Regions from separate parts of the Homo sapiens genome. Here regions 1, 2, 3, 4 and 5 are each linked to region 6. The links are chromatin loops, found by intact Hi-C in ENCODE. Cell type or tissue: endothelial cell of umbilical vein. All regions are shown on one strand.

Evidence for each region. A loop is a pair of places that touch in the nucleus more often than their neighbours do. Peaks named below come from ENCODE experiments on the same cell type or tissue, not always from the same donor. Only the 100,000 strongest peaks of a DNase experiment are listed, where the experiment ranks them.
Region 1: it touches region 6 in a loop (5-fold over the local background); 4 of 110 quality-filtered maps call a loop at or near these places.
Region 2: a loop joins it to region 6, with 6 times the contacts of the local background. A loop is called at or near these places in 4 of 110 quality-filtered maps.
Region 3: it touches region 6 in a loop (9-fold over the local background); 2 of 110 quality-filtered maps call a loop at or near these places.
Region 4: it touches region 6 in a loop (6-fold over the local background); 36 of 110 quality-filtered maps call a loop at or near these places.
Region 5: a loop joins it to region 6, with 4 times the contacts of the local background. A loop is called at or near these places in 36 of 110 quality-filtered maps.

Annotation. Positions count from the first base shown.
Region 1 is chr20:51,982,579-51,987,578 of GRCh38, reverse strand. No RefSeq gene overlaps it. Among named protein-coding and RNA genes, the nearest start is that of LINC01429, 120 kb to the right of the region's middle. In endothelial cell of umbilical vein, no CTCF peak of the experiment used is centred here; a DNase peak (open chromatin) is centred at 2,368; H3K27ac peaks cover 2,016 bases.
Region 2 is chr20:51,559,941-51,564,940 of GRCh38, reverse strand. It overlaps a transcript of NFATC2 not described here. Among named protein-coding and RNA genes, the nearest start is that of NFATC2, 20 kb to the right of the region's middle. In endothelial cell of umbilical vein, a CTCF peak has its summit at 2,502 (motif pointing right); DNase peaks (open chromatin) are centred at 1,000, 1,990 and 3,110; H3K4me3 peaks cover 2,070 bases; H3K27ac peaks cover 2,241 bases.
Region 3 is chr20:51,924,862-51,929,861 of GRCh38, reverse strand. No RefSeq gene overlaps it. Among named protein-coding and RNA genes, the nearest start is that of LINC01429, 64 kb to the right of the region's middle. In endothelial cell of umbilical vein, no CTCF peak of the experiment used is centred here; DNase peaks (open chromatin) are centred at 781 and 2,751; H3K27ac peaks cover 2,743 bases.
Region 4 is chr20:51,358,429-51,363,428 of GRCh38, reverse strand. No RefSeq gene overlaps it. Among named protein-coding and RNA genes, the nearest start is that of MIR3194, 92 kb to the left of the region's middle. In endothelial cell of umbilical vein, no CTCF peak of the experiment used is centred here; DNase peaks (open chromatin) are centred at 2,308 and 2,748; H3K27ac peaks cover 3,080 bases.
Region 5 is chr20:51,371,369-51,376,368 of GRCh38, reverse strand. The region is part of intron 2 of LOC105372663 (a long non-coding RNA gene); the gene reads right to left. Among named protein-coding and RNA genes, the nearest start is that of MIR3194, 79 kb to the left of the region's middle. In endothelial cell of umbilical vein, a CTCF peak has its summit at 3,936 (motif pointing left); DNase peaks (open chromatin) are centred at 2,188 and 3,878; H3K27ac peaks cover 1,710 bases.
Region 6 is chr20:51,629,670-51,634,669 of GRCh38, reverse strand. The region is part of intron 15 of ATP9A (ATPase phospholipid transporting 9A (putative)); the gene reads left to right. Among named protein-coding and RNA genes, the nearest start is that of NFATC2, 89 kb to the right of the region's middle. RefSeq lists an enhancer at 2,597-3,796. In endothelial cell of umbilical vein, no CTCF peak of the experiment used is centred here; a DNase peak (open chromatin) is centred at 3,099; H3K27ac peaks cover 3,071 bases.

The DNA of each region.
Region 1 (5,000 bases), 350 kb before region 6:
TACCAGTATATCTCAGCCCATAGAACAGTGCCTGGCACATACTAGGTACTCAATAAATATTTATTGGCCGGGCGCAGTGGCTCACACCTGTAATCGCAGCACTTTGGGAGGCTGAGGTGGGTGGATCACCTGAGGTCAGGAGGTTAAGACCCGCCTGGCTAACATGGCACAACACCATCTCTACTACAAATACAAAAATTAGCCAGGTGCAGTGGTGCACCTGTAGTCCCAGCTTCTCAGGAGGCTGAGGCAGGAGAATTGCTTGAACCCGGGAGGCGGAGGTTGCAGTGAGCCAAGATCATGCTACTGCACTCCAGCCTGGGCGACAGAGCGAGACTCTGTCTCAAAAATAAATAAATATTTATTGAATTAAGCAATTGAATGACTAAATGAATTAATGAATATTTTATCTACATGAAACTCTGGGCTAAGCCCAGAAAGGCAATTATGTTTTGGTAGACAGTTCTAGTTATCAGCTGGGCCTGGCGGCTCACACCTATAATCCCAGCACTTTGAGAGGACGAGGCTGGAGGATTGCTTGACCTCAGAAGTTCTAGACCAGCCTGGGCAACATGGCAAAACTCTGTCTCTACAAACAACACAAAAAAATTATCCAGGTGATGTGGCACATGCCTATGGTTCCAGCTACTCAGGAGGCTGAGGTGGGAGGACTTCTTGAGCTTGGGAGGCAGAGGTTGCAGTGAGCCAAGATAGTGCCACTGCATTCCAGCCTGGGAGACAAAGGAAGACTCTGACTCAAAAAAATAATAAGAAAAAGAAAAAGGTTTTTTGTTTTTGGTTTTTTGTTTGTTTGTTTTTTTGAGACAGAGTCTCACTCTGTCACCCAGGCTGGAGTGCAGTGGTGTGATCTCAGCTCACTGCAACCTCCACCTCCCGGGTTCAAGAGATTCTCCTACCTCAGCTTCCGGAGTAGCTAGGACTACAGTTGCGCGCCACCACGCCCAGCTAATTTTTTTTTTATTTTTAGTAGAGACAGGGTTTCACTATGTTGGCCAGGCTGGTCTCGAACTCCTGACCTCAGGTGATACACCCGCCTCGGCCGCCCAAAGTGCTGGGATTACAGGAGTGGGCCACCACGCCTGGCCTGTTTTTTTTATTATTATTTTTTTTTTTTGAGACAGAGTCTTGCTCTGTCGCCCAGGCTGGAGTGCAGTGGCGCGATCTTGGCTCACTGCAAGCTCTGCCTCGCGGGTTCACGCCATTCTCCTGCCTTAGCCTCTGGAGTAGCTGGGACTACAGGTGCCCGCCACTACACCCGGCTAATTTTTTTGTATTTTTAGTAGAGACGGGGTTTCACCGTGTTAGCCAGGATGGTCTCGATCTTCTGACCTCGTGATCCGCCCGCCTCGGCCTCCCAAAGTGCTGGGATTACAGGCGTGAGCCACCGCGCCCGGCCTGTTTTTTTTTTAATGAAAGTTCTAGTTGTCAAGATCCTGTCTCTTTCTTCCATGGAATTGAATTCTCAGCAGGGCTGAATTTTTTCAGAAAGAAACGCTACCTTTCCAAGCCTCCCTTGTAGCTTAGGTACGGTCACGTGACTTTGTTCTGGCCAATGGGATATAAATGGAAGTGTCAAGCCTCGGGTGGGTATCTTTGCTTTCTCTTTGTTCTTTTCTCCATCTTGCTGCCTGGAACTTGGATGCCGCCATCTTCGGCAATGAGGTCATTTGACTCTGCAAAGCAGAGAACCAAGAAAGAAGCAGCTTGGAGCTGGGCGCAGTGGCTCACGCCTATAATCCCAGCACTTTGGGAGGCTGAGGCGGGCGGATCACGAGGTCAGGAGATTGAGACATCCTGCCTAACATGGCGAAACCCCGTCTCTACTAAAAAGTACAAAAAATTAGCCGGGCGTTATGGTGGGCGCCTGTCGTCCCAGCTACTCCAGAAGCTGAGGCAGGAGAATGGCGTGAACCCGGGAGGCGGAGCTTGCAGGGAGCCGAGATCGCGCCACTGCCCTCCAGCCTGGGCGACAGAGCGAGACTCCATCTCAAAAAAATTAAAAAAGAAGCAGCTTGGGACCAAGGAGAGTCATTGAAGCCTTAGACTACCTATGTAGTGTTTAATTGAGAGAAAATACGCATTTATCTTGTTTAAGGCACTGGTTTTTTGGCTGGATGTACATAATAGACTTTTTTTTAACCAGGAATAAAAATTAAGTTAGGCTTTTGTTTAACTTCAGTGTGCAATTGGCAAGCCCTTCTCCAACCCCCATGTGGCATAACAATCCTTTCTAGCTGCTTTAAGTTGCTGAGCCACCAATTTCTATTATTCCTGGAATCTGAGTCATCTATACTCCCTGTGTTATTACACATAATATGTTATTATGACTTTAATCAAGGAAATATTTTTTTCACTTGATATATTAGTCACATAGCTCCTGGATTGTCAGAAACAGCCAGGAATGCTAGCTAGTATTGCATCATTTTATCTGTTATTTCCTGTGGGGAGTGGCTTAAAATCAGACCAGCCAAATCTAGGCAGGAACTGGATCTTGCTTTCATTAGTTTCTGCAATTATTTTCAGAAGGAATCAGTTTCCAAGGCAGAGGAAGGAATAAATACTATTTGCTTGGTTTTACTACTGAAGTTGTGTAATTTACATAACAGCAAAATTACAGCTTAGAATTCTAAGTAGCAATTATAATGTTTAAAAAAAGACAAAACTTTGCACTTAAGCAATAGCAAAGAGTGGAAAATGTTAAATAAACTTCACACAAAATTTAAATATTTATTTAATCTCATTTGCCTGGAGGGAAAAAAAACCACATTCTTTAGCCCTAAAATTGAAATAGAAGAGAACTCTCACAGACAGTAAATTCAATTCTAAAAGCCCCAACGCGGCCGGGCGCGGTGGCCTACACCTGTAATCCCAGCACTTTGGGAGGCCGAGGCGGGCAGATCACGAGTTCAGGAGTTCAAGACCAGACTGTCCAATATGGTGAAACCTGTCTCTACTAAAAAATACAAAAATTAGCTGGGCATAGTGGCACGCACCTGTAGTCCCAGCTACTTGGGAGGCTGAGGCAGGAGAATCGCTTGAACCTGAAGGCAGAGGTTGCAGTGAGCCGAGATCATGCCACTGCACTCCAACCTGGGCCACAGAGTGAGACTCCGTCTCAAAAAAAAAAAAAAAAAAAAAAAAAAGCCCCAATACAGGAAAATAGATATGGAAGGAACTCAAAAACTCATACAAATAAGGTGGCAAATGAACTTTCTAAGCCTAATGATACATGTGATGTCACCCAAACAAAACAAAAAGCTAATTAGGCATTCTTGTTTTTCCCTTAAAGCCAATCTTTTTTTTTCTCCTCTTGGATCCATCCAGTGAGGTTTTATAACCCTCCTATTTGCCCTAAAGCAAATGGGCATTAAAACCATATTTTAATATTAGGTAAGTTATTGGTAAACAATCTTTGGTCCTAAAAAAGTGAAACTGTTCTTCATTCAGTGCATAAGGATTGAAAAAAGTCTTGGATTAGGAGATCAGTTTAATGCCTATCAAATCACTATGGAAAATGCTTTGAGAAACTCTGGCAGTGCCAGTTTCCCCAAAGTGAGGAATGGCTGCAAGGTGTGGTCTGAAGATTATTATTGTCCATAAGCTAGATAATTTAGATGGTGCATGGATGTGGCATTAAATAATGCTATAAGGCCTGGTGTGGTTGCTCATGCCTGTAATCCCAGCACTTTGGGAGGCTGAGGTAGGAGGATCGGTTGAGTCCAGGAGTTTGAGACCAGTCTCAGCAAATGGTGAAACCTCATCTCTATTAAAATACAAAAATTAGCCGGGCATGGTGGTGCGCACCTGTAATCCCAGTTTCTTGGGAGGCTGAGGCAGGAGAGCAAGACCTTGTCTCAAAAAAATAAAAATAAATAAAATAACAATAAATAGGCTGGGCGCAGTGGCTCACACCTGTAATCCCAGCACTTTGGGAGGCCGAGGCAGGTGGATCACAAGGTCAGGAGATCAAGACCATCCTGGCTAACATGGTGAAACCCCGTCTCTACTAAAAATACAAAAAATTAGACGGGCACGCTGGTGGGCGCCTGTAGTCCCAGCTACTCAGGAGGCTGAGGCAGGAGAATGGCGTGAACCCGGGAGGCTGAGCTTGTAGTGAGCCAAGATCGCACCACTGCACTCCAGCCTGGGCAACAGAGCAAGACTCCGTCTCAAAAAAAAAAAAACACAATAAATCTACAGGGGTTCATCTTCAATCTTTCGGATTACATTAAGGAGAAAGTCTCTGTTTGGTGCTAATAGATCTTTATCACCTCTCCACACTTAACTAATTTCCCTTGTTGAACAGACAGCAAGCCCCAGCTGCACAGCCTTTAGCAGATTAGACTGCTTCCCTAGAATTTTATTTTATTTATTTATTTATTATTATTTTGAGACGGAGTCTCAGCTCACTGCAACCTCCAACTCCTGAGGTCAAGGGATTCTCTCATCTCGTCTCCCAAGCAACTGGGACTACAGATGTGTGCCACCATGGCTGGCTAACTTGTCATTGTTGTAGAGATGGGATCTCACTCTGTTGCCCAGGCTGGTCTTGAACTCCTGGGCTCACACGGTCCTCCCACCTCAGCCTCCCAGAAAAGGGCTGGGATTACAGGCATGAGCCACCATATCTGGCCTAGAATTTTTTTTCTTTTCTGGAAATTAATTTGTGCCATTACCTGCTGTTTAATAATGAATACCAAGTTCTCCATTCATAATAGTAATATATAAAGTTTCCTGTGAAAATACATTTGTATAAAGGAAAGGACATGAGTTAAATTGTTTTACCTATATGCGTATTAAGTAAAACATTGACTCCTTAGATTTGGCAGAAATTGTGAAGGTGGTACACAAATGATGAATACGGGGAGACACTGGATTGGAGATCCATCTCCTCCCATCTTCTTCTACCATCTTCTCTATATCTTTTAGGAGAGAATGCTAGAATTGCGGTCAGCAGACTATTCAGGAACATCTTTTTC
Region 2 (5,000 bases), 70 kb after region 6:
TAATATTTTAATAGCCACATGTGGCTAGTGGCTGCCATATCGGATGGCACAGGGCTAACCCCTTTCAGCTTTAGTCTATTACTTTGCAGTGGGATTGTGAGTGGGAATTTATAGATGACTCTAGCTCAGGGCCTGGCACCTAGTAGGTACTGAGGTGAGGGGTTGCCATTCATAGTGTTACTAAGTGTAGTAACTGTCTGCAGAAGACAATGGTTAGCAGGCTTCCTTGGTGTCTGGATACTGGCAAAAGGAAGTTGAGTTTCATTCACGCCTGGGATGACCAACCTGTCCCAAGTTCCACCTTGGGTGGAAGGTTCCACCTTCTCAGCTTTAAAACTGAAAGTCTTACATTCTAGGAGCCCCCTCAATCCCAGGCAAACCAGGAAGGTTGGTCACCCTGTTCTTGCTTCAGATGGTTGGTGAAGGAGGCCTCAGGGAATGAGTCTTCCTCAATAGGCTCCACTGAAAAGAATCCTCTCTACGCCCTTAAAGGCTGCACCCCAGAATTTGCCAAGTAAATCAACAGGCAAGCCACCTGCCTTCTATGTGCCTCAGTTTCCCTTTTGGAAAGTGGGAGAGAGGATCCCCTCCTTGCAGGGTGGTTGCAAGAAATTTGGTGGCGCCACGATTTTTGAGTTACTCGAGAGTCAGTGAGACTTCCCTACCTTGAATTCCTTGGCACACAGTAGGTGGACAGATAATGGCTGCTCTCTGGGGGAGCAGCATTACTTAGACTGTCCTGCTGGAGGCCACCCTGGTTGAGGCAGGCTTGAAGAGAGTCCCCTGGGCGGGGCTGGGGGTGGGGCTTTCTCAGGCGCAGTTCCAGCTGGTCTCTGTGGGCCAGCATCTATCTCCAGCAGGAGTGGTTATGTCTGCGAGCTGCCCAGTGAGGCTATTGTGGGCCAGTACTGGAAAACAGAGTGGTCCCACGGATGGAGCCAGCTGCCTCTCGATGCCTCTTTAAGTTCAAGTCTCTCTGTAAGAGCGTGCGGGGGGAGGGGGGGTGTGTATGTGATGAGTCACCAGCCTTGGTTGCTATCCACAATTTTATCAGAGCTCACAACAGTATCTGAAGTCCATTTTCAAAGCCAGCTTTATCTTTGGGCTCAGAATTTCCCACCCTGCAGGCAGGTGAAGAGGCAGACCTAGTCCAAGTCCAGAAAAGGCATCTTGACCGCTGCACCTCTCCCTCTCCCCCTCCCCACGGACCTTCTGGGGGTCTCGTGGCCTATTGCTGTGAACCATGCGTGGCATCGCAAGGACTTTCTTCTGGACACTGTGCAAAGTTCATGATATCCTTTCTCTTTATTTTCCTGTTTATTCAGAGCATGTGTAAACACATGGGTTGCCTGGTTTCAGCTTCTCTTTGGCCATTTCATTATTTCTGGAGCCTCTGAGCATCACTGGAAACCTTGGATTTTCTAAATGAATCTAAAAATAAACTCTTTGAAAAAAAATTCTCGAAGTTGGAGAGTTGACACAAGGCACCGTTATTTATTTCTTTTCCTTCCTCCTCCTTCTCCTCTTCCTCCTCCCCACCATCCTTGAACACACAAAAATCTGGGCAGCCAGAGGCCGTGAGGGACTGGGAAGGGCCCCTGGGCAAACGTCCAGGAGCTTGGACAACCTGGGGTGTTGATTTGAACCCTGGGCAGCTTTCTCCAAGAGGCGCCCGCTTGGCAAATGGGGGGCTTGGGAGTCTCGGGCTTGATTTATGAAAAGCTGCCACGGGCCAGGGAAGGCGGTGGCTGGGCACTCCTTGCAAACAGCCGCCTGGAGCTCCTGCAGGGCTGACTTGGACACTCGCACGCCCCCACCCCCTTCTTCTCGCCGTCGCCCGCTTCGCTCCCTCTCCCAGACTTTTCTCCCGAACAATCAGGGACTTGTGCTGGCGGCCGAAGGAGCCACGGAGCTGGCTGGCCGCGGAGGAGGCGACGTCATGGATTCCTGAGTGTGAAGTTTGCAGGAAAGCCCTTAGTTTTGGAGATGGACGGGATCCAGTGGTTTCCATGGCGCTGGATAAACAGGAGGAAACAGTGAGGGAATCCCGTTATTTTACTGCATTGAAAGCCTATAAACACGGAGCGCGGGGAAGGAAGTCGCGTTGCCTCTGGAGTAAGCCGGATCGCGGAGCCGCGCCGACTCCGCCGAGCCGGGAGCCGGGAGGCGCGCAGCTCCCGGGTCGCTCCGAGGCTCCTCGGCCAGGGCAGCCCCGCGGGCACGCGGTAGAGAAGACGGCGTCCCCTCGGCTGCTGGTCGATACAAACAGATCCCCCTTTCCAAACACGCGCCAAGTCCCCGTGCCCTCCAGATGCAGAGAGAGGCTGCGTTCAGACTGGGGCACTGCCATCCCCTCCGCATCATGGGGTCTGTGGACCAAGGTAACTGACTCTCGATCCCTTCCAGCCTTTTCCGCTCGCTCCTCCCGGCCCTTTCCTGCTGCTCCCGTCCCGGGCAGCACTTTCAGCTCCCGGCAGAGGTCGGTGCGGGAGGCCTGGGGACCCCGCTCGCCCTCGGCGCACAGGTAGCGGGGCCCGCGGAGGGGCGCCCGCGCCCCGGCCAGGGAAGGGACACTTGGGAAGGCGACTTTGGACAACTTTACGCGGGGGCAGGGAAGTGTCCCAGGCCGGGATTCCCTAGGCCAGTCTGTCGGGAGGATTTTCCTCTCCACGGGACACCGGGAGGGATTCTCGCTACTAACCGCTGGCTGTTTAACCGTTTCAGCACTCGGCTTTTGACAGCAAATGCCATAACGCTGCAGTATTATTATTATTACTTTTTTTTCTTTTAAGAGAACAGGCTTGGCATTTTACTATACAGCAAGTATAGTAAGGAAGACTTTGCTTTCTAACAGTTACAGCAGCAGCGGATGCTCTGGGACATTTAAACTATTTTCTTCCCCCTTTTTGATGTGCCTGCTGGATAGAGTCCTCCAGCTACCCCTTTAAAGTGCAATGTACCATCAGTTTGTTTGGGGATCTGATTACACTGTACTTTCCCTGTTTCTGCTTCTTTCCCCCTTCTCTTGGATTTAGTCCTGGTATCACACCACTTGGATCTTATGGGAGGGGGTTAACTATAAGGAGCATAAGATATGAAAATGTCCCATCTGGTCGGGATTGCGGAGGGGCTTTGGCTCCACAATAACGAATCGGTCTTTAAAAGTGGAAATGGGCAAAGCGTTGTGTTTTTCAGAGGGGAGCACTGCGTTGGGGGCTGCAGGGCCTGGCTGCCAAGTGGGAGGGGCTTCGAGAGTTAAGTGAAATAAATTCGCGGAGGAGGAGTTAGCCTCCTGTCATAAAATCAGAGTTGAATGTAGGTTTTGTGCTTTGCGTGGCTGATTAAAGTTCGGGGTGTGGGGGTGGGGGGGGGAAGAAATGACAATTTCAGTAAATAAACCTGAGAGGCTTTTGCTTGCTTGCTTGCTTGCTTGCTTGCTTGCTTGCTTGCTTGCTTTCTTTCTTTCTTTCTTTCTTTCTTTCTTTCTTTCTTTCTTTCTTTCTTTCTTTTCTTTCTCTCTCTTTCTTTCTTTCTTTTCTTTCTCTCTCTTTCTTTCTTTCTTTTCTCTCTCTTTCTTTCTTTTCTTTCTCTCTCTTTCTTTCTTTTTTTTTTTTTTAACTAGATTGAAGCCAAATGCCTTGGGTTAGGTAAACGGTGTGCTTTGCCACGGCAGACCTCAATGACACATAGTTTTAGCTGAGCTGCGCTTTTGAAAGCAAGACCCTGCCAGGACTTCGAACGTTTTAACGGGTACCAGTTTATCCTGTCCTCTGCTAGTGGTCAAGCCTATGACATAATGGCAAAAAAAATTTACTGATATCGTATCATCTGTAAAAGCAATGCTCTCAGACAGAAGACAGATATATTAAGGGCGAGAAAGGGTTTTTACTGTCATAAATACTGAAACCGGGTGTTTGATGTTCTCGTGGTGGGGGTGGAGGTCAGCCTAATGCCAAATTTAGCTCCATTTGGAAAGAGAGAGAGAGAGAAAGAACTTGGATGAGAAACTGGGCTTCTGTTTTACTGTGTGATCTAACACAAGCCTCGAATTTTATTGAGGCTGCTAACTCTGTGCCCCAGGTGTATGAACTAGTTCTGCTAAGGTTTCAAAATGTGGGTATTTTGTGTGCGCGTGTTCAATAGCTACCCTCCCCAGCCCATGCTCATGCGTGCAGGGATTGTGGGTGTATGCACACCAGTGTGTGTGTGTGTGTACATGTGGGAGACAAGGGCACCAGATTGTTCCAGGCGAACCACACTTGGTCTGCCAAGGCAACTGGGCACATAGAATGCAGTTCCAGGCATCAGAGACAGCTGGCTTGACACAGGCTGATCCAAATGCTCCCACTATGCCCTGCACGGTGGTCTCTTGAGGGAAAGCCCAATATCCCATCCAATGGGTGGGGTCGTTAAATAGAGAAGAGAAATATTTGCATTTAAAAAAATTCCAAACTTTCTGCACAGAAAGCGGCATTGGCCCTGTGAAAAACTGAAGATCTGAAAGAGGTGTGTTCAGTTTTATCTGAGTGAGATGATGGAAAGTATTTCAGCAATAAACAAACCCAGGGTGAGCTTTGTTCTCTCCCAAACCCAGACTCCCTGCCTTCTGCTTCCATTAGAATTTCTGCTTGGCCACATCACAACTGTGTGATCTTGGGCAAGTGACTTAACTTCTCTGTGCCACACTTTTCTCATCTGTAAAATGGAGCCAATAATTATGTCTCTCTTCCAGGGTTGTTATGAGATTCAATGAGGTAAAACAGATAAGGCACCGAAAATGGTGTCTTGGTCATAGTCAATGCTCCATAAATATTAGCTACAAATCCTGTTATATTAAAGATGCAAAACAATAAACTGAGGCTGTGGAGAAACTGGATTTGACAGTAAACATTCTTTGAAGAGATGCAGTACTTTCTACTTTCCAAAGTACTTTTAAACTTACTGGAACTTTATAATGACACAGATAGGGTTAAGATCTTGGCTTGTGAAGCCTCAATTTT
Region 3 (5,000 bases), 300 kb before region 6:
ATTAGGCAAACCAGGAAATTTTGTGTTTAAATTGAATTTTTAAAAACAATTTTATTGTGGTATAATTTACATACCATAAAATTCACCCATTTTGTTGTGCACAGGTCAATGATTTTTTAAGTATATGCACTGAATTATGCAGTTAGTTTCACAACTCAGTTTTGGAAACATTTTCATCATGCTAATAAGGTTCCCTCATTTCTGTCCTTCTTGTTCCCACCTCCAGCCCCTGGCAACCATTCATCCACTCTATGTCTCTGTGGATTTGCCTTTTCAGCCAGGCGTGGTGGCTTATGCCTGTAATCCCAGCACTTTGGGAGACCAAGGTGGGCAGATTTTTTGAACCTAGGAGTTCGAGACCAGCCTGGGCAACATGGTGAAACCCCATCTCTATGAAAAAATATGAAAATTAGCCGGGCGTGGTGGCACACACCTGTAGTCCCAGCTACTGGGGTGGGCAGGCGGGGAAGGCTGAGGTGGGAGGAACGCTTGAGCTTGAAAGGTCCAGGCTGCAGTGAGCCGTGATCACACCACTGCACTCCAGCTTGGGTGACAGAATGAGACCCTGTCTCAAAAAAAAAAAAAAAAAAAAGATTTGCCTTTTCTGGGCATTTCATAGAATAGCAGATCAGAAATATGACTAATGGCAAGATGAGGCATTGTGATGGCTGCAGCCGCTTCCCGTGGAGGGCCCTATGTCATGGGAAGGTGAGAAAGGTGCAGTGAGCATCTTCCCTTAAGGCCCAGGCTCACAGATTGTGGGTGGGGACAGCTTATCCTGGAGACTTGGAGCTCTCAAAACTGGGGTAAAAGTCTGTTTGGTCAACATAGATGGAGATGGAGTGTGTATCAGATGTTAGCAACATGTATCCAGTTCTTCCTTAGTTAGGTTAAATGTGTCTTTTCCCCCCTTATTCCCTTCCTCCCTTCCTCCCTTCCTGCCTTTTCTTTCTTCCTTTTTTTTTTTTTTTCTTTAGAGATGGAGTCTTGCCCTGTCGCTCAGGCTGGAGTGCAGTGACTCAATCTTGGCTCACTGAAACCTCTGCCTCTGGGATTCAAGTGATTCTCCTGCCTCAGCTTCCCAAGTAGCTGGGACTACAGGTGTGTGCCACCATACCCGGCTAATTTTTGGTTTTTGTTTGTTTGTTTGTTTTGTTTTTTTGAGACAGAATCTCACTCTTGTCGCCCAGGCTGGAGTGCAGTGGCGCAATCTCAGCTCACTGCAACGTCCACCTCCTGGGTTCAAGCAATTCTCCTGCCTCAGCCTCCTGAGTAGCTGGGATTACAGGTGCCCGCCACCACGCCCGACTAATTTTGTACTTTTAGTAGAGACAGGGTTTTGCCCTGTTGGCCAGGCTGGTCTTGAACCTCAGGTGATCCTCCTGCCTCGGCCTCCCCAAAGTGCTGGGATTACAGCCGTGAGGCACTGCGTCCGGCCTAATTTTTGTATTTTTTTAGTTGAGATGGGGTTTCACTATATGTTGGCCAGGCTGGTCTCGAACTCCTACCTCGGTGATCCGCCCACCTCAGTCTCCCAACATGCTGAGATTACAGGAGTGAGCCACAGCACCCGGCTTTCTTCCTTACTTTCTTTCTTCCTTCTTTTTTCCTTCTTCCCTCCTTTCTCCCTCTTCCCTCTCTCTCACTTCCTTCTTCCCTTCCTCATTTCCACTTCCTTCTTCCCTTCCTCATTTCCACTTCCTTCTTCCCTTCCTCATTTCCACTTCCTTCTTCCCTTCTTCATTTCCACTTCCTTCTTCCCTTCTTCATTTCCACTTCCTTCTTCCCTTCCTCATTTCCACCTTCCTTCCCTCCTTCATGTCTTTCCTCCTTACTTCTAATTCCCCTGAGGACCCACTATGCTCCGAGCCCCAGATAGAGGGTGAAGGAATATAACCCAGGCCCTCAGAGTACCCCCTGCTGTCCTCTCCCTGCAGGCCCCCACTTCCTGTAATCCTGCCCTACCCTCTCCCTGGCCAGCACAGCCGTCTTCCAGATCTGGGCATCATTATCACTTCCTCAGGAGACCCCCTCCCCCCCACTCCCCCTCATCACCTCATCACCTTTTACTAATCCCCTGGTTAACTCTTCAACTGTCTTCCTCCCACACGGGACTCTAGGCACCGTGGGGATGGGATCAGGCTAGCCTGTCCCCTTCACCATCAGATCCCAGAAACCTAGCTGAAGTCTTTGCACAAAGTTAAGTGTCCCAATAAGTATTTTGGTTTTTTGGAGGTTTTTTTGTTGTTGTTCGTTTGTTTTTTGAGACAGAGTCTCACTCTGTCACCCAGGCTGGAGGGCAGTGGCGCAATCTTGGCTCACTGAAACCTCTGCTTCCTGGGTTCAAGCGATTCTCCTGCCTCAGCCTCACCAGTACCTGGGATTACAGGCGTGTGCCATCACATTACAGGTGTGTGTGAATTTTTGTATTTTTAGTAGAGGCAGGGTTTCACCATGTTAGCCAGGCTGGTCTCTAACTCCTGACCTCAGGTGATCCACCCCCTTCTGCCTCCCAAGGTGCCGGGATTACCGGCATGAGCCACTGCACCAGGCCTAGTGTCCCAATAAGTATTTGTTGAATGAATTAATGCTTGAATGAATGAATGGAATTACAGTCCCATATTCCACCGAATAATTAATTTGACTTTGTTGACGTTTTTCCTGATTTCCCCACTCTCTACCATTACTCACTTCCTGAATTCGCCAGAGCTGTATCTGCTTCCTGTTGCTTTTGTAACAAATTACCACAGACAGGTGGCTTCCAACACCATAAATTTATTATCTTACCAGTTCTGGAGATCAAAAGTCCAAAGGGGTCTCACGGACTGCAATCAAGGCGTTGGCAGGACGGTCCCTTGTGGAGGCTGTAGTGGAGAATTCCTTTCGTTCCCTTTTCCGGCTGTTAGAGGCTGCCTGCCTGCCCCGGCTCATCGCCCTGTCCACCTTCAGGGCCAACAATGACGGTGGAGTCTCTCAGGCCGCATCCCTCTGACACGGACTCCCCTGCCTTCCTCTCCCATGTATAAGGAACCTGGGACAAGGTTATGTTACACAGCAAGGCGGGATTGAGGTTGCAGATGGGATTAAGATTGCTAATCAACTGAATGAGATATCCTGGGTTATTTGAGTGGGCCCAATGTAGCCACAAGAGGTGTTTGGTTTGTTTGTTATATACCAGGGCTCAACAAACTTTTTTCCATCAAGGCCCAGAGAGTAAATATTTTAGACTTCGTGAGCTGGGCGCGGTGGCTCATACCTGTAATCCCAGCACTTTGGGAGGCCAAGGTGGGCAGATCACGAGGTCAGGAGTTAAAGACCAGTCTAACCAATATGGTGAAACCCCGTCTCTACTATAAATACAAAAATTAGCTGGGCATGGTGGCCCGCACCTGTAGTCCCAGCTACTCCGGAGGCTGAGGCAGGAGAATCACTTGAACCCGGGAGGTAGAGGTTGCAGTGAGCCAAGATCGCGCCACTGCACTCCATCCTGGGCATCAGAGTGAGACTCCATCTCAAAAACAAAAACAAACAAACAAAAATTTTAGACTTTGTGGGCCAAAAGGTAACGTCCTCAACTCCTCAAGCAACCATTCTTGCTAAAAGACTGAATTGCCTTTTTTGAGACAGAGTCTCACTCTGTTGCCCAGGCTGGAGTGCAGTGGTACAATCTTGACTCACTGCAACCTTTGCCTCCTGGGTTCAGGCAAGCACATCTGACTAGTTTTTATATTTTTAGTAGAGACGAGGTTTCACCATGTTGGCCAAGCTGGTCTCAATCCCCTGACCTCAAGTGATCTGCCCACTTCAGCCTCCCAAAGTGCTGGGATTACAGGTGTGAGCCACCACACCTGGCCTTGTATCCTGTTTGTTTGTTTGTTTGTTTTTATTTGTTTGTTTTTTGTTTTGAGACGGAGTTTTGCTCTTTTTGCCCAGGCTGGAGTGCAATGGCTCAATCTCGGCTCACTGCAACTTCTGCCTTCCGGGTTCAAGCAATTCTCCTGCCTCAGCCTCCCAAGTAGCTGAGATTACAGGCGCCCGCCACCACGCCCGGCTAGTAGAGATGGGGTTTCACCGTGTTAGCCAGGATAGTCTAGATCTCCTGACCCCGTGATCCGCCTGCCTTGGCCTCCCGAAGTGCTGGGATTACAGGCGTGAGCCACTGCACCCAGCCGCAAATTTTGTATTTTTAGTACAGACAGGGTTTCACCATGTTGGCCAGGCTGGTCTCAAACTCCTGACCTCAGGTGATCTGCCCGCCTTGGCCTCCCAAAGTGCTGAGATTACAGGCGTGAGCCACTGTGCCCGGCCTGTATCCCTTTTTAAAAGCTCACCATATATTATGAACATCTCCTTAGAATACTAAGCTATTTAACAATTCTATTTATTTTTTATTTATTTATTTATATTTAACTGCTCCTTAAAAATTAAGAGTAAAAGAGCAGGGCTACCCTATGGGCAGTGTGCCCTGAGTAGCCTATTTATTTATTTTTAGAGACAGGGCCGTTCTCTGTTGCCCAGGCTAGAGTGCAGTAGCACGATCACAGCTCACTGAAGCCTCGAACTCCTGGCCTCAGGCAATCCTCCCACCTCAGCCTCCTGAGTAGCTAGAACTACAGGTGCTTGCCACCATGCCTGGCTAATTTTTTATTTTTATTTTTTGTAGAAACCAAGTCTTGCTATGTTGCCCAAACTCCTGGCCTCAAGCGATCTCACCTCAGCCTCCCACAGTGCTGGGATTGCAGGTGTGAGCCACCATGCCAGGCCTCAACAATTCTGTTTTTATGATTACATAATATTTTCTTATAAGAAATGTACAATGTTCACCATTTAATCTCTCTCACACTGTTTTTTTTAGACTACTATAAATAATGTCATGCTAAATACCTTTGAACATAAATCTGTGTTCATATCTCTGAATATTTCTGAGAATCAGTTCCCAGAAGTGGAATTACTTCTAACCTTTTAGACAAAAGCCTTTGAAAAGGTCAGTGGAATGAAAT
Region 4 (5,000 bases), 270 kb after region 6:
GAACCAGGCCGCACAGCAGGAGGTGAGTGGCAGGTGAGCAAGCATTACCACCTGAGCTCTGCCTCCTGTCAGATCAGCAGCTGCATTAGAGTCTCATAGGAGAGCAAACCCTATTGTGAACTGTGCATTTGAGGGATCTAGGCTGTGTGCTCCTTATGAGAATCTAATGCCTGATGATATGAGGTGGAACAGTTTCATCCTGAAACTATCCCTGTTCCACCCTGGTTCATTGACACGCTGTCTTCCATGAAACCAGTCCCTAGTGCCAAAAATACTGGGGACTGCTGCTATAGGGAACAAGGGCAGAGAGCATATAGGCAGGCCAGGGAGACACCAAATTGTCAAAGCAAATGGGATTAAACAAACAAGAGGTTACTTTTTCTTGGGTAGAAAGACGTCTAAGGGTAGACAATCACCAGTGGTAGAGTGGCTCAGAGATATCATTAAGCACTTGAGCTCTTCCTAGTTGCCCCCTGGTAGGGCTTGAAAGATGGCTGCTGCCCCTGTGGTCTCACTCCTGAGCTTCTGGTGGGGAGAGGAAGCAAATGGGGTGGGGTGAAGGCACACACCAGGAATTCAATGGCTAAACCCCCAGCAGACTTCTTATATCTCATGATGTCATAGGAGACTGGGAGATGGAGCTTTTTGGCCAAGCATTCTGTGACCTTGAACAAGCTAGGGTTTCTCTTAGAAAGGAAGAAGAAAGATAGATCTTGGGTAAGCCACCAACTATATGTGTGATGGGCATTTTTACCCTGGAATATCCATCCTTGGGAGGAGCTGCTTATTCTCCCCCATTAGCCCCATGTCTATGGTGGAGAACTTGGTTTTCTCTCTAGCAGCCCTGTGGCAGAGATTGCTATTTGTCCCCAACACAAATTCTCTCCCTCCCTTTCAGTAGCAGAACTCCCATTGCTTCTGGGCATGTGGCCACCTGGAATAGCCACATTTCCCAGCCTCCCTGGCCTCTGGGTGTGCTCATGTGACCAAGTTCTGGCCAATGTGGTGGTGGCAGAAGTGAAGGTCACTTGGGTGTGACTGTAGAGGGAAGGGAGTGTGCTATGCCTGTCACCTTTCCCTTGGCCAGGCTGCAGAGGTGGAGGACGTGCTCTGAACACCCTGCGGATGGTGGAGCATCAGAGTAGAGGGGGTAGGAACCTACGTGATGGACACCTCCTCAGGCCTACAGACTGTGTGGAGCAGAGCAGCCACCTCAGCCCAGTCTTGAAAGAGAGAGAGAGATTGAGAGAGATCGAGATTGAGATTGAATCTTGTTTTAGCCACTGTTATTTGGGCCTTTGTTGCATATATCTTAAAACAAAGAAGACCCAAACAGACACCCTAAGATGTCTTCTAAGGCCTTTTTTTTTTTGAGACAGAGTCTCACTCTGTCACCCAGGCTGGAGGGCAGTGGTGCAATCTCAGCTCATTGCAACCTCCACCTCCCGGGTTCAAGTGATTCTCCTGCCTCAGCCTCCCAAGTAGCTGGGATTACAGGCATGCACCATTACTTCTGGCTAATTTTTGTATGTTTAGTAGAGATGGGGTTTCACCATGTTGGCCAGGCTGGTCTTGAACTCCTGACCTCAAGTGATCTGCCCACCTTGGCCTCCCAAAGTGCTGGGATTACAGGCATGAGCCACTGCACCCATCCAGCCCATTTTTAAAAATCATTATTCCATCTTCCACAACACCAGTGGAAAACTGGTATAATGGCTCCCAAAGTTGTCCATATTCAGATCCCCAGAGCTTGTGAATATGGTTCTCTATATGACAAAAGGACAAAAGGACTTTGCAGATGTGGCTAAGTGATGGATTCTGAGAGGGGGAGATTATCCTGGATTATCTGGGTGGGTTCAATGGAATCACAAGGGTTCTTAGAAGAGGGAGACAGGAGTATCAGTGTCAGAGAAGGAGACAGGAGATGTGATCATGGAAGCAGAAGTGTGTGTGTGTGTGTGTAGGAGAGAGACAGAGAGATTAGTGTGTGTGTGGAAGAGACAGAGAGACAGAGGTGTGTGTGTGTCTGTGTGGAAGAGAGAGAGACAGAGAGACTAGTGTGTGTGTTTGTGTGTGTATGTGTGTGTGTGAAAGAGAGAGACAGAGAGAGACAGAGAGAGAGAGAGATTAGAAGATGATGCGCTGCTGGCTGGCTTGGTAGATGGAGGAAGGGGCTAGGATCCAAGAAACGTGGCCAGCCTCTGGAAGCTAGAAAAGCAGGAAACAGATTGTGCCCTGGAGCCTCCAGGAGGATCAGGCCTGCCACAACTTGACTCTAGGACTTCTGACCTCTACAGCTGTAAGATCCTGAACCAGCATTGTTTTAGGCCATTCATTTTGAGGTGATTCATTACAGCAGCAGTAGGAAGCTCAGACACTGGTTAAAGACGTGCTCATCAACAGAGCGTTCCATTCACGCTGGGGGCTTGACTGCTATGATCTCAGTCCTTACAGTCCTGCCAGGGCATTACTCCTATTATTTCCATTTTACAGATGAGAAAGTTGAGGCTCAGAGAGGTTACATAAATCATCCAAGGTCACACAGCGAGTAAGTGGCAGAGCCAGGAGATGTTCCTACATATTACTCTTCTGCAAAAAATGTACAGGGTTCAAGAGGAGACTGAGAGATGCAAGCCTGGCCCTCTGAGTCAACCCGGGAAGTGATGCCTTATTTTTTCTGACTTGTCAGGATATCCTTCTAACCCCCTAACTCTCCCTCTCTTGGTTAAAAATAGCCTTTGCTCTATTGCAGTTTGGCAGCTCAGTGACCCCTCATTTGTGGCTGCCCATAAGCACACCACAGACCTCCTTGCTTTGGGAAAACAGCTTTCCTGTGATGACAGAAGCCTGAGTCAGGGCTGCTGACGGCAGGGTGAGGGAGAGAGGGCGATTCCTGAGAGCGGCCAAGCTCAGGACACCTCTGGGGCGGGCATCGCAGCCAACTCTGCAAGGCGCCCCATCCCGTCTCATCACACGCCGGGGACCCTTTGGGCATCTGCTTTCTAGAGGCCACTTTAAAAGGAGTTGGAGCAAGTTCTGACCCCCACCCCACGAGCCAGGGAATCCCCTGCTCCCTTGCAAATTTGTTCTTTCTGCTTCTCTACCTGCAGTGATGCCTCTCCCAAGACCCCAGGCTGCTACTACCTGGCTGGCTGTCCAGGGGCAGGACCTGTCCTTCTCTCTTCTGGCCCCAGCCTCATCTATAACTTGGGTGAAGGGATTGGAATATCTCATGTCAGAGGTTCCTGTGACCACCTGCTGGTCCTGGGTGGAGCCTGTCTTGGTCTGCACTTAATGTCTTAAACACTTGTACCTCTGAAAGGACCTCTCGTGTAGGATGGTTTGAGGATTCAACCAGATAGTGCAGGGAAAGGGAAGGGCATAGTCTTGATAGAGTCAGCTCACCATAGATTACTGAGCCTTTTCATTATTATTTTTTATTTTTAAATTTTTGAGACAGAGTCTCACTCTCTCACCCAGGCTGGAGTGCAGTGGTGTAATCTCGGCTCACTGCAAGCTCTGCCTCCTGGGTTCAAGCGATTCTTGTGTCTCAGCCTCCCAAGTAGCTGGGATTACAGGTGCCCGCCACCATCCCCAGCTAATTTTTTGTATTTTAGTAGAGGTGGGGTTTTGCCATGTTGGCCAGGCTGGTCTCTAACTCCTGAGCTCAAGCAATCTGCCCGCCTCAGCCACCCAGAGTGTGGGGAGCCACTGCGCCCAGCCCCTTTTCATTATTATCACTGTTATAGAGTGATGCTCTCCTAACAAAACAGGTTTATTTCCTGCTCTCTCCTCCCGGGTCAGGTTTCTGAATCTAAGCAGAGATTGCAAACAAGTGGTTCCACAAGTCATGCCCAGCCCATGGATGTGTTTACAAGGTGTTATTCTGCACAATTATTTCACAACTTGAAGTAGTTGCCACAGGTATGTAGGGTACAGTTTCAGCTGCTGACCTGGAGACCCCAAATAACAGCAAAGAGATGTTTGTAGTTCTCCCCCAGAGCAGTTTCAGGATAAGCAGGTGGATATGTGGCTCTGTGGGCAGGGACCCAGGCTCCCTTCCTCTTGTTGCTCTTCTTCCTTCCAGAATGTTCCCTACCAGAAGGTCCACAGTGTGCCTCACCATCAGGTCAGCCAGGTCTGGATTCAACTGGCAGGAAGAGCGGAGGGGAGGGTGTGACCCTCCTTCTCAGGGCCCAGCCTGGCTGTTGCCCACATCTGCTCACAGCTTATTGGCCCAAGCTGATCACTTGGCCACATGTAGCTGCTGGAGATGTAGCTTATTCAGGGTGGCAGCAGCCCAGCTCAAACCCAAAGGTACCATTGCCAAGGAAGAAGGAGCTAATCAATCTGGGGGAGACAGAGTGGTCTCTGACACACTGACATTTAAAAAGCAGGAGATTTGAGGTGTGTGTTGAGACCCTGGTGCACACGGAGGATGCTAAGTGCTGAGTGCCTCTATGTGCCAGGCCCACATGGAGTTTCCTCGTTTAATCCTGGAATCGGCCATATGCAGGAAGTTCTGTATCATCCCCAGCCACACATGAGGAAACAGAGGTTTAGCAGAGTCCTGCGACATGCCCCAAACCACAGCTAGAAAGTGGAAGAGTTGGTTCTGCCCCAGGCCTGACTCCAAAGCCTGTCTTTTCATCTCTGCGCTCATTCTACATATTTGGCAGGTTGGGCTCCTGTATTTCCCAAGAAGCTGAATGTGAACTGCCATGGCCCTTTCCTCCGCATCTTCCTTTCTAGACACACTCCAGAAGTAAAATCATAGCAACAAACATTTCCTGAGTGTCACTGAGGTCCAGGCACTAACTATGCCGAGAAGTCAATGAATGCTATCACATGGTCATACTACTCTACCAAGCTCATTATTCCCATTTCACAGATGAAGAAACTGAGGTTCTTAGGGCCAAGTAATCAGCATGCAGTGTTACACAGCTGCTCCAAAGAGCATAGAGCCAGCTGAAATTCTCCTTTCAAATGTCAACTGCTAT
Region 5 (5,000 bases), 260 kb after region 6:
GGGGTGGATCCACTGGTGCTGTTCTCGTGATAGTGAGTTCTCATGAGATCTGGTCATGGAAAAGTGTGTAGCACTTCCCCACCCTTCTCTTGCTCCTGCTGCTCTGCCCATGTGATGTGCTGGCTTCCCCCTAGCCTTCCACCACGATTGTAAGTTTCCTGAGGCCTCCCCAGAAGCAGAAGCCACTGTGCTTCCTGCACAGCCTGTGGAACTATCAGCCAATTAAACTTCTTTTCTTTGTAAATTACCCAGGTTCAGGTATTTCTTTATAGCAATGGGAGAACAGCCTAAGGAGGCGGGGGGCGCGCTACATCTTCCGTGTCTCTCCCTCTCCCTCCTGGTGTGTTCTGCACAGGGCTGCCATGGAGCAGCAGCCCTAATATTTTTTTCAAGGATCCAAGTTCTAAAGCTAGACAGCAACGGTGGCTACAGGCACAGAGGCTACAGTGTCAGCTGCCCTGCGTTCAGGGAGCTGGGCAGGGAGCTTGTTCCAGTGTCTTCCATTTGCCCTCCAGGTTCACCCTCAGCTCTCTGGGCCTGGGAGGCGGACCATATGACCAGCCTCTCCGGGGCACCTCTGGCTTTCAGAGGGTTCCTTCAATAGGAGGTGCCAGCAAGAGATGGAAGGTTGGGTGTTCATGCCGTGGCCTGGATATGTCCCTCAACAAAAGCCACTGTCTCTCCAAGTGGCCCTCTCCATGGGGTGCCATCCCTCCCGGTCCCAGAAACTGCTCTCCTCCTTAACCTCTTCGGGCCTTGGGGCGGCAGAGGTGCCCCAGTGCTGATAGCTCTGGGGGATTCATCTTGCATTACGTTTCCCCTCTCTCCTGTGCCTTTGTGAATAATCCATTAAAACTCTCCTCAATTTACTCCTTTGCCTGTGTAGCCTCCTTCTGGGTTCCTGGTTTCTGGCCTGCTATCGTCTGTTCCCTTCACAGAAGCCAGAGGGATCCTTTTCAATATGAGCCAGATGATAGCACCTTTTGCTAAAGCCCGCCAAAGGCCCTGACCTCACTCAGAATAAAAGCCAGGGTCCTGCTATGATCTGGCCCCCAGCTACTCTCAGACCACCTCATCCCTCCAGCCACGCTGCCATCTTGCTGTTTCTTGAAGAAGCCAAACACGTTCCTGCCTCGGGGCCTTTGCACTTGCCAAGCCGTCTGCCTGGAACGCACTTCCCCCATCCCCTGCATGGCTCTTTGGGTCATGTTCCACCTCCTCAAAGAGGCCATCCGTGGCCACCCTAGCTAATGTATCTGCTCCACCACCCTCCCTCGCAATACCTGGGGTCTTGTTTGGGTTGAGTGCCTATGATAGGATCACTCTCCCACCTGTCTTCCCCCGAGAAGGTCAGTTCCTCGAGGGCAGAGTCAAGTCTGCCCAGTCCACAGTTGTGCCCACAGTGACCAGAAGTGCCAGGCATGTGGTAGGTGCTCTGATATTTGATGAATGAATGGGGACATTTCCCATGCAGCTTTCTCTGGAATTCTTGGCTGCCGCCTGCCTTCTAACAAGTCCCTTGACTACAACCTGTATGGTCCGGGGACAATGGGGGGATGTTTGAGGAGACACAAGCTTTCTCCTGCAATTCATCCAACCAGAACCCCAAATTAGAACCAAATAACTCCTTTGGTGTCAAGGCTAGAGCAAGAGAGAGACAGAGATAGACAGTGCCTGCTGGAGGAACAGTGGAGCAGGGCCAGGATGGGAGGCATCATAAGAACAGTGTGGTCGGCTGAATTATGGCCCCAAAGAGGTCCCCGCCCTAATCCCCAGAACCTGTGAATATGTTACCTCATAAGGCAAGAGGGATTTTGCAGGCGTGATGATGTTAAGAACTCTGAGACAGGGAGATTATCCTGGATTATCCAGGTAGACCCAGTGGAATCACAAGGATCCCTATGGAATGGAGGCAGGACCGTCAGAGAAGATGTAATGATGGACAGAGAGATCGGAGTGATATGATCCAAGGAAAACAGATGGCCCCAGGAGCTGGAAAAGGCAGGAAACAGAATCTCCCCTAGAGCCTCCAGAAGGAAGGCAGCCCTGCCAATATTTTGATTTTAGGACCTCTGCCCTCCGGAACTGTAAGATGTTAAATTTGTGTTGCTTTAAGCCATTAAGTTTGTGGTAATTTGTTATGGCAACAAGAGAGAACTCATACAAAGAGTAATATCTGCTCTTTCCTAACTGCTTATCAAGTGTGTGCCAGCCGCTGCAGGAGCCGTTCCCAGCACTCTGCAGAGCAAGGGCTCTTGTTATCTCCATTTCACTGATTAGGAAATGAGAGGTGATATGGCTTCCCCGGGGTTGCATGGTGAGTGGCTGAGGCAGGCCGGAAGGCAGGTCTCCTTGATCCCAGAGCCCACATTCTTCCCACTAAGACACCCTGCTTCCCCGGTGCACTCACACTTCTTTGGCCTTCCATTTCCCGTTTGTCACCCATGGGCCACCTCTCACCTTGGAGTTTCACAGCCCCTGGCTGCTTTATGCAGAGAAACGGCCAAGACAGCCTCGCCCAGTGACCCCACCTCTCTGAGCCTTGGGGTGTTTCCTGGCCTCAGTCTTCCCTGCCTGGCCCCTGGGAGGATCCAACATGAGGGCGCCTGTTCAGAGAACTTGCAGGCCTTGTTGGGTGAGTCTGTATCAATGCCTGGCCAGTGACCCATCCCTCTGAGCTGCACTTGGAGGCCAGAGGGTGGCGATTCTCCTGACTCCATTGTAAAGCCCAAGACAACCTCGGAATCTGATTGGGAGAGTGGATTTGCATCTGTTGCCTGCCTGGGCTGGGTGCTCTTGCACATTTGCTCAATCCATCTGAAGCCACCTTTGACACTTCTAATGCCATCATCCGCATTGCACAGCTGGGGAAACTGAGGCCCAGAGAACTGTAATACGAGCTCCAAAGCATTCATTTATGCACCCAACAGGTATTTTTTGATGCCAACCTTGTGCCTAGAACAGAGTGTTTTGGACACGGCAGTGGAGCTTGTGTCCCAGCAGGAAGGATAGACTGTATAAACCATAAGAACAGAAGAGTTCAGCAATGGGTGCCTCGGGAAAAATTAGCAGCAGGGAGGGTGCGGCTGGTGGTGCTTCTGGCAGGGGCTGTGATGTGCCTGGTGTTGTGCTATATATACTGGTTCCAGGATTTCTGTCCCCGAGCCCTGCGGCCATCCCGTAAGGTGGGGCTTTCCTCATTTCTCAGATGAGCCGGAGGCTCAGAGTGGGTGCAAGCTGGTGACCCTGCAGCTGTGCAGTGGCAGAGTGACGATTTGAACCCAGGTCTGTGTGCACCCAAAGTGGATATGCTTGCACCCCCTAACCTTGCCCCCAACAGGGATTCTGTGGCCCTTAGAGGGTGCAGCCCATGAGGCTCTGATCCCTGGGGGCTCTGATCTCTGGACCAAAATGCATCCAGGGACTTCCCTGTTTGCCAAGCAAGAACGAGGGGTAGGAGCAGGCAGGGGCGAACCGTCGAGGAGATTTATTTTGGGGAATCTAAAAGCCTGAGTCTGGCCAAGAACACTCCAGTAGAAATGCACGTTTTCTCCATGTGAACATTATGAGCCCCAGAAATCTGACTTCCCCCTGGCCAGGCTGGTGGGAGATGGCCTCTGTGTGGCCCGGAGTCCCCAGGTACCCCCTAAGTAGGTACAGCTGTCGGGCTTCTGTGCTTGGAAACGTTCACATGCTACTGACACTAGATACTTTCCTTCCTAATGAGCTTTCCCCCGCACAAACAACTGGATGTGGAAAGATCCATCCTCTGCGCCCAGCCAAGGCAACCTGTGGGTAGAAATTTCCCTTTAGGCTGAGCAGGGAGGCCCGTTCTAAGGTGAGGAGTATTTCCTGGCCACTGGGAAGACACTGGAAGGGACTCTTGGTGGAGCCCCACTGCCCTCTAGAGGTACGGATCCCCAAGCCCCACTGAGGATGCTCAGATCCAGGGCCTGGGGCTCTCCCGGGACCTGCTGCAAGAGTGGCTTCCACAGGCTTCCCTGCAACCTCCTCCAGCCCCTACCCCGAGTCAACCTTTCCCTGACCTCCGTCCATTTGCTGAGTTAAGAGAAGTAGGACATGTCCAGCCTCCAGCCAAGTCAGGTCCCTGGACCGTAGGCTGTAGCTCAACGAACTCGGCTTGCTCTGTCCCAGACAATGGCACACATCCCTGGGAACTGCTGCCAGTCCTCTCCGGAGACTTTTAAAGCCACAAATCCCGAGGCGATCAGGATGCCCCATGCCCCCTAATTAATTCAAACCCAACATAATGCTGTACAGTAAGAGTAAGGAAGTCTAAGACACTTCGGAGTTTTGCGTGATGGCTACCTTGATGTCCTTTTTGTTTTCTAAAATAAACATCCTTCAAATTATTAACAAAAAAATGTTTGGGGCACTGCTCTGATTGAAATCACTCTTGCAAAAATTGTGACAATGAGAAATTGTGACAGTGAAAGAGATCTGACCTAACCGACTCCATCTTGCTTCTCACCTCCAAGCTGCCCTTGTTCATTCCTGGGCATAGGTAACTTTGGGAGGAAGTTAGTTTATAGTTTAACTTTGAAACAAAGATGATAACAGCCCATTCCCGAAACAAACCTCCTTCTTGCCTGGGGACCAGACTGCCTTTGTACAACTAACAAGTGAGCCACAAGATCAGAAGTTAACTGCTCAGGAGTCATGCAGCCAGAGGCCAAAATATCCCTAAACTTCCCAATTTCTCCTATAACACTGGTATTATAAAATCTAAGATTGCTGTTTGAGGGACTTTGCAGACCCTGCACTCAGCTGGGATCACCCAGATTGATCAACTGGCTCATCTGGTCCTGTGGCCTGCATGTAGGAACCAACTCAGTGCAAAAGGACAGCTTCGACCCCCTATGATTTCATCTCCAACCCAACCAGTCAGCATTCCCCACTCCCTGCCCCCCTGCCCACCAAATTATCCTTTAAAAACCCCAGTCTCTGAATTTTTCAGGGAGACTGATTTGAGTAATAAT
Region 6 (5,000 bases):
TGGCCAGGCTGGTCTCGAACTCCCGACCTCAGGTGATCCACCCACCTCGGCCTCCCAAAGTGCTGGGATACAGAAGTGAGCCGCCACGCTCGGCCCTATGTTAGGGGATTTTTATGTCCAGAGGCCAATAGGTTCTTTCAGACTCTGCAGGACCTGTGTCCTTGGCAACTCTTGGGTGGAGAGGGAGCTTTCTCTCCCACACAGCTGCTGCTTTTCCCACTGGTCCACACCTGGCTGGATCCCTGGCTTCTAAACCGTATCTTGAGTGTGCATCTGATGTCAAGAACATCTGTGGTCTGGAAGCAGCAGCATAGATCCTGTGGGTGGGGTGTTTCCTGGGGAATGAGTGTCATTATCTCCTATCGAATTACTTTAATTTTGTTCCAGTCTGAAGTTGTTCAAGACGTAGGGCTGTGGGCTCTGCTAGGGTCATTTGAGGGTTGACTTATCATTGAGCAGTCCCTAATGTCAGCCATCCTAGAAGAAGTGAATGGCATACGCCACTCTTCAGCTAGTTGTGAAGGACATGTTATATTTTTTTGAGATGTGGCTCGTGTGTCTTCCAGCAGGAAGAACAGGGACTCTGTGCTTAGAGTCTGTGATGCTGTCAGATGGGCAGATCTATTTTTGTTTTAACCTGGCATGCCCCCCTTCCCAGGTTATTAAAAAACATTCACAGTTAAGGCATTTAGAACAAAAAGTTACAGGTAAAGAGGGGGATCAAAACTGCCCTCCCTCTCTCTCTCCCTCCCTCCCTTTCTTCCTCCCTCCCTCCCTCTTTTCCTTCCTTCCTTCCTTTCTCCCTCCCTTCCTTCCCTCTTTCTGTCTCTCTCCCTCTCCCTCTTTCCCTTCTTCTGTCCTTTCTTTCTTTCTTTTTTTTGCCTCCCTCCCTTTTTTTCTTTTCTCTTCTTTTCTTTCTTTCTCAAGACAGAGTCTCACTCTGTTACCTAGGCTGGAGTGCAGTGGTATGAACATGGCTCATTGCAGCCTTGACCTGCTGGACTCAAGGGATCCTCCTGCCTCTGCCTCTTAAGTAGCTGGGACTACAGGTATGCACTGCCACACCCAGCTAAGTTTTAAATTTTTTGTAGAGCCAAAGTCTCTCTGTGTTGCACAGGCTGGTCTCAAACTTCTGGCCTCAAGCTGTCCTCCCGCTTCAACCTCCCTAAGTACTGGGATTACAGGCGTGAGCCACCGTGCCTGACCAGTTCATCTCCATTTTCACCCAACAAAAGACCTTTTACCTTTTCAAGGGATTTCCTTTCAGTCTCTTTTCTAAGCATATCCGAGTGTAAATATCCACACACATTTTTGTAAAATTATCACTGAACTCCATAGAAGGCTTCCTAAACTTCCTCCCTCATTGAACTATATGTATACGATGAGAATTTTTTCGTATTATTAAAATCTGATTTTAATGATTTTTAACGCATGTGCAGCGTTCTGTTGAAAGAATGTGCCACTATTTCATTCATTAACTTATTTTTTGGCTGCTTAGGCTGTTTCTCAATTTCAGTTTTTTTGTTTTGTTTTGTTTTTGTTTTTTGAGATGGAGTCTCACTCTGTCATCCAGGCTGGAGTGCAGTGGTGCAATCTCAGCTCACTGCAACCTCCGCCTCCTGGGTTCAAGTGATTCTCCTGCCTCAGCCTCCTGAGTAGCTGGGATTACAGGCACCTGCCACCACGCCTGGCTCATTTTTGCATTTTTTAGTAGAGACGGGGTTTCACCATGTTGGGCAGGCTGGTCTCGAACTCCTGACCTCAGGTGATCCACCAGCCTCGGCCCCCCAAAGTGCTGGAATTACAGGTGTGAGCCACTGCGCCTCGCTTTTTTCTTGGTTTTGACTACTAAAAATAGTGCTGTGAATGTCCATCTTGGTGAGGTTGTCTTTAATGAAATAAGTATTATTTTGCTATTTTTTTCTCATTTTCTGACCTCTTTATCTTTGGTTGGGTTGGTGGAACTGGGCCTCTGGGGCTTTTGGACTAGTTCTCCCCTTGGCACAAACCTCACCACACTCCTCTAATGTGATGGTTCTCATCCTGGGGGCATTCGAGAATGTCTGGCAACATTTGTGGTTGTCACAACCAGAGGCTGAGAGTGCTACTGGCATGTCATAGGTGGAGAGCAGGGATGCCGCTCAGCATCCTGCAATGCACAGGACAGCCCCCACCTGAGGAAGGGCCTGAGAAACCCTGTTATGATGTGTTCATATAACCCAAATGCTCTATGCAAATGACTGTCCAGTTATCTGATGTGAGGAAGTTTTAGTTCAGTTATAAAACTTCTCCTAGGCTTGGTACGGTGGCTCCTGCCTGTAATACTTTGGGAGGCCAAGGCAGGAGGATCACTTGAGCCAACGAGTTTCAGTCCAGCCTGGGCATCATTGCCAGACTCCACCTCTACTAAAAGCAAAAAAATTAGCTGGGCATGGTGGTGCACACCTGTAGTCCCAGCTACTGGGAAGGTTGAGGTCAGGAGGTCCAGGTTGAGGTCACTCGAGTCCAGGAGGTCGAGGCTGTAGTGAGTCGTGATTGTGCCATTGCGCTCTAGCCTGGGCAACACAGCAAGACCCTGTCTCAAAAAAATAAAGAAAAAGAAAAAAGAATAAGAAAAAAAAGAAAAATTCTCTTGACTTGGTTTAGTGACTGTGGACAGCCCCAGTTTGGGTCTCCCCTGTCTCTTTTTTAAACATGTGTGAGTGCACGCACAGTGCAAGATGGCACCTTCTTGCACCCACAAAGCAAGGCCATTTCCTTGTGTGAATGTCTGTCTCTTAAGAAATCAGGCAAGGTTGGAGAAGGACTCGTGTGATGTCTTTTTGCAGGAAGGTTGTGTCCCTGTTTTGTTTTTGTGGCGTACAAGATGTTCCAGTGCCTTCTCCCCCTTCCCACGTGGAGCCACGGGTTTGGATCGTGGCTGTAGATCATCGTAGCGCTGTCATTGCTGGACTAAAAGAGGCCTTTGAGCAGGTGCCAGATGCAGACCACGGTGGGAAAAGATGAGGCCCCCAAACAATGCCACACAGCCGGCCGATCTCTGTAAATTTATGGCGTAATCTTGCCATAATATGGGAACGAAATAAACTTGTGATGAACTCCGTGGGAGGAAGTGACTCATGGGAGGGGATCGTTGATGCGGTATTTATATTGGACAGAACTTCTGAACTCACTCAAGCCCTTTTCTTAGTGAGGAAGCTGGGCTGGGAGCATCATTTCCTACAGCCACATGTTGTTGAGCACCCTTTGGTTGTCGGGGGGAAGGAAAAAATAAAACCTCTGATTCTTTAATGTGCAGACCCCACAGCTCTCTTTGGCCTGCGTCAAGAGCAGGCATAGCCACAGTCTATCAGAGATAAAGTGTGCAGTTGAACGCTTTTAAACGTGGGTGCCTGTCTTGGCCTGGGGGTGCTCTTATGAGTCAGCATGTTGTTCTAAAAGATTGTTGGTGATTAAGGGGCATTTGAAAGTTATTCTAAAAGAGGAAACTCTACCACTAATCTGATTTTGGATATTTCTGTTCCATGAAAGGGCTGCATAGACAAAGTGGCCTCCAAAGGAGCCTGAAACCAAAGAACAAGGCAGGCAAATCCAGTTTGTCGTTAAAGGGTGTTTTATTGGGGGAAACTTACAGATAGAAGCGTGGTTTTTGGGGGAGCCGAACAGACAGAAGTGTAGTTTTGGGCGGCAGGAAAACAGGTGGATGTCCATACTGTTACTCCCTAGACCCAGGGCTTATACCACAGGGAAAGGGTCCGCGTGCCCCAGCAGGACAATTACGGGCACCTTCCAGGAGAGGCAAGAAAGCTGTATGTTTCATCACCTGTAATTTGTGCGATAACATCAAGGTTGACATGTTCTTATGTGAAGGACGGTGAATTAAGTAGGAATCGGGGGTGTTCATGGGACTGGGCTAATCAGAAGTCAGCATGGCGCATTTGCACCTGAGATGCAGTCACTTTTTTTTTAAGATGGAGTTTCGCTCTTGTTGCCCAGGTTGGAGAGCAATGGTGCAATCTCAGCTCATTGCAACCTCCGCCTCCCAGGTTTAAGTGATTCTCCAGCCTTGCCTCCTGAGTAGCTGGGATTACAGGCATGCACCACCACGCCCAGCTAATTTTGTAATTTTAGTAGAGACAGGGTCTCACCATGTTGGCTAGGCTGGTCTCGAACTCCTGACCTCAGGTGATCTACCTACCTGAGCCTCCCAAAGTGTTGGGACTACAGGCGTGAGCCACCACACCCAGCTTGAGATGCAGTCACTTTTGTCTCCACGGTTCCATATTCAATGAAGACTTTCCGGGCATTTATTCTGGGCTTCCTGGAGTAGCAAAATTTAGGCACAAGGTATTGATGGCCATGCTCAGTTTTCTTGCTTATCTTTACTGCCTCCCACCTCCCAGTGACGCGAATCATTGGGGGAAAATGGGGGAAGGATCTGTGGCTGCGCCGTCATTCCTCAGAGCTAGGACTTCTCAGTCTCAGCACTGTTGACTTTTAGGGCTGGAGGAGTTCCTGGTGGTGGTTGGGGGCGTCCTGTGTGATGTAGGAGGGTGAGCAGCACCCCTGGCCTCCACCCGTCAGATGCTAGTAGGACATTGCCTGCGTTGTGACACCTAGAGTGTCTCCAGACATTGCCACATGTCTCCTGGAGGGCCACATTGCCCTGTTGAGAGTACTGGGCTGAGCCTTGTTCTCTACGTACAGTATGGCTGGGGGACTTGGGAAATCACTCTCATCCCAGCAGCAGTTATACCACTGAGGGGTCCTTTCCATGTGTCAGTCTCTGTGCTACATGCTTGATTCCTGTTTTACAGATGAGAAAACTGAGGTTTAGGGAAGAGGAGTAGCTTGTCCAGCTGCACACAACTAGAAACTGGTACTTGGTCCAAGCATTTGATGCCTGTGCCATGGTGCTACCCACTACCCAGAAAATCTGGTTAGGGTGAACTGAAACTCTGGGTAATTGGATCTCTAGGCAAGTCCTTAGTTAGACTTAG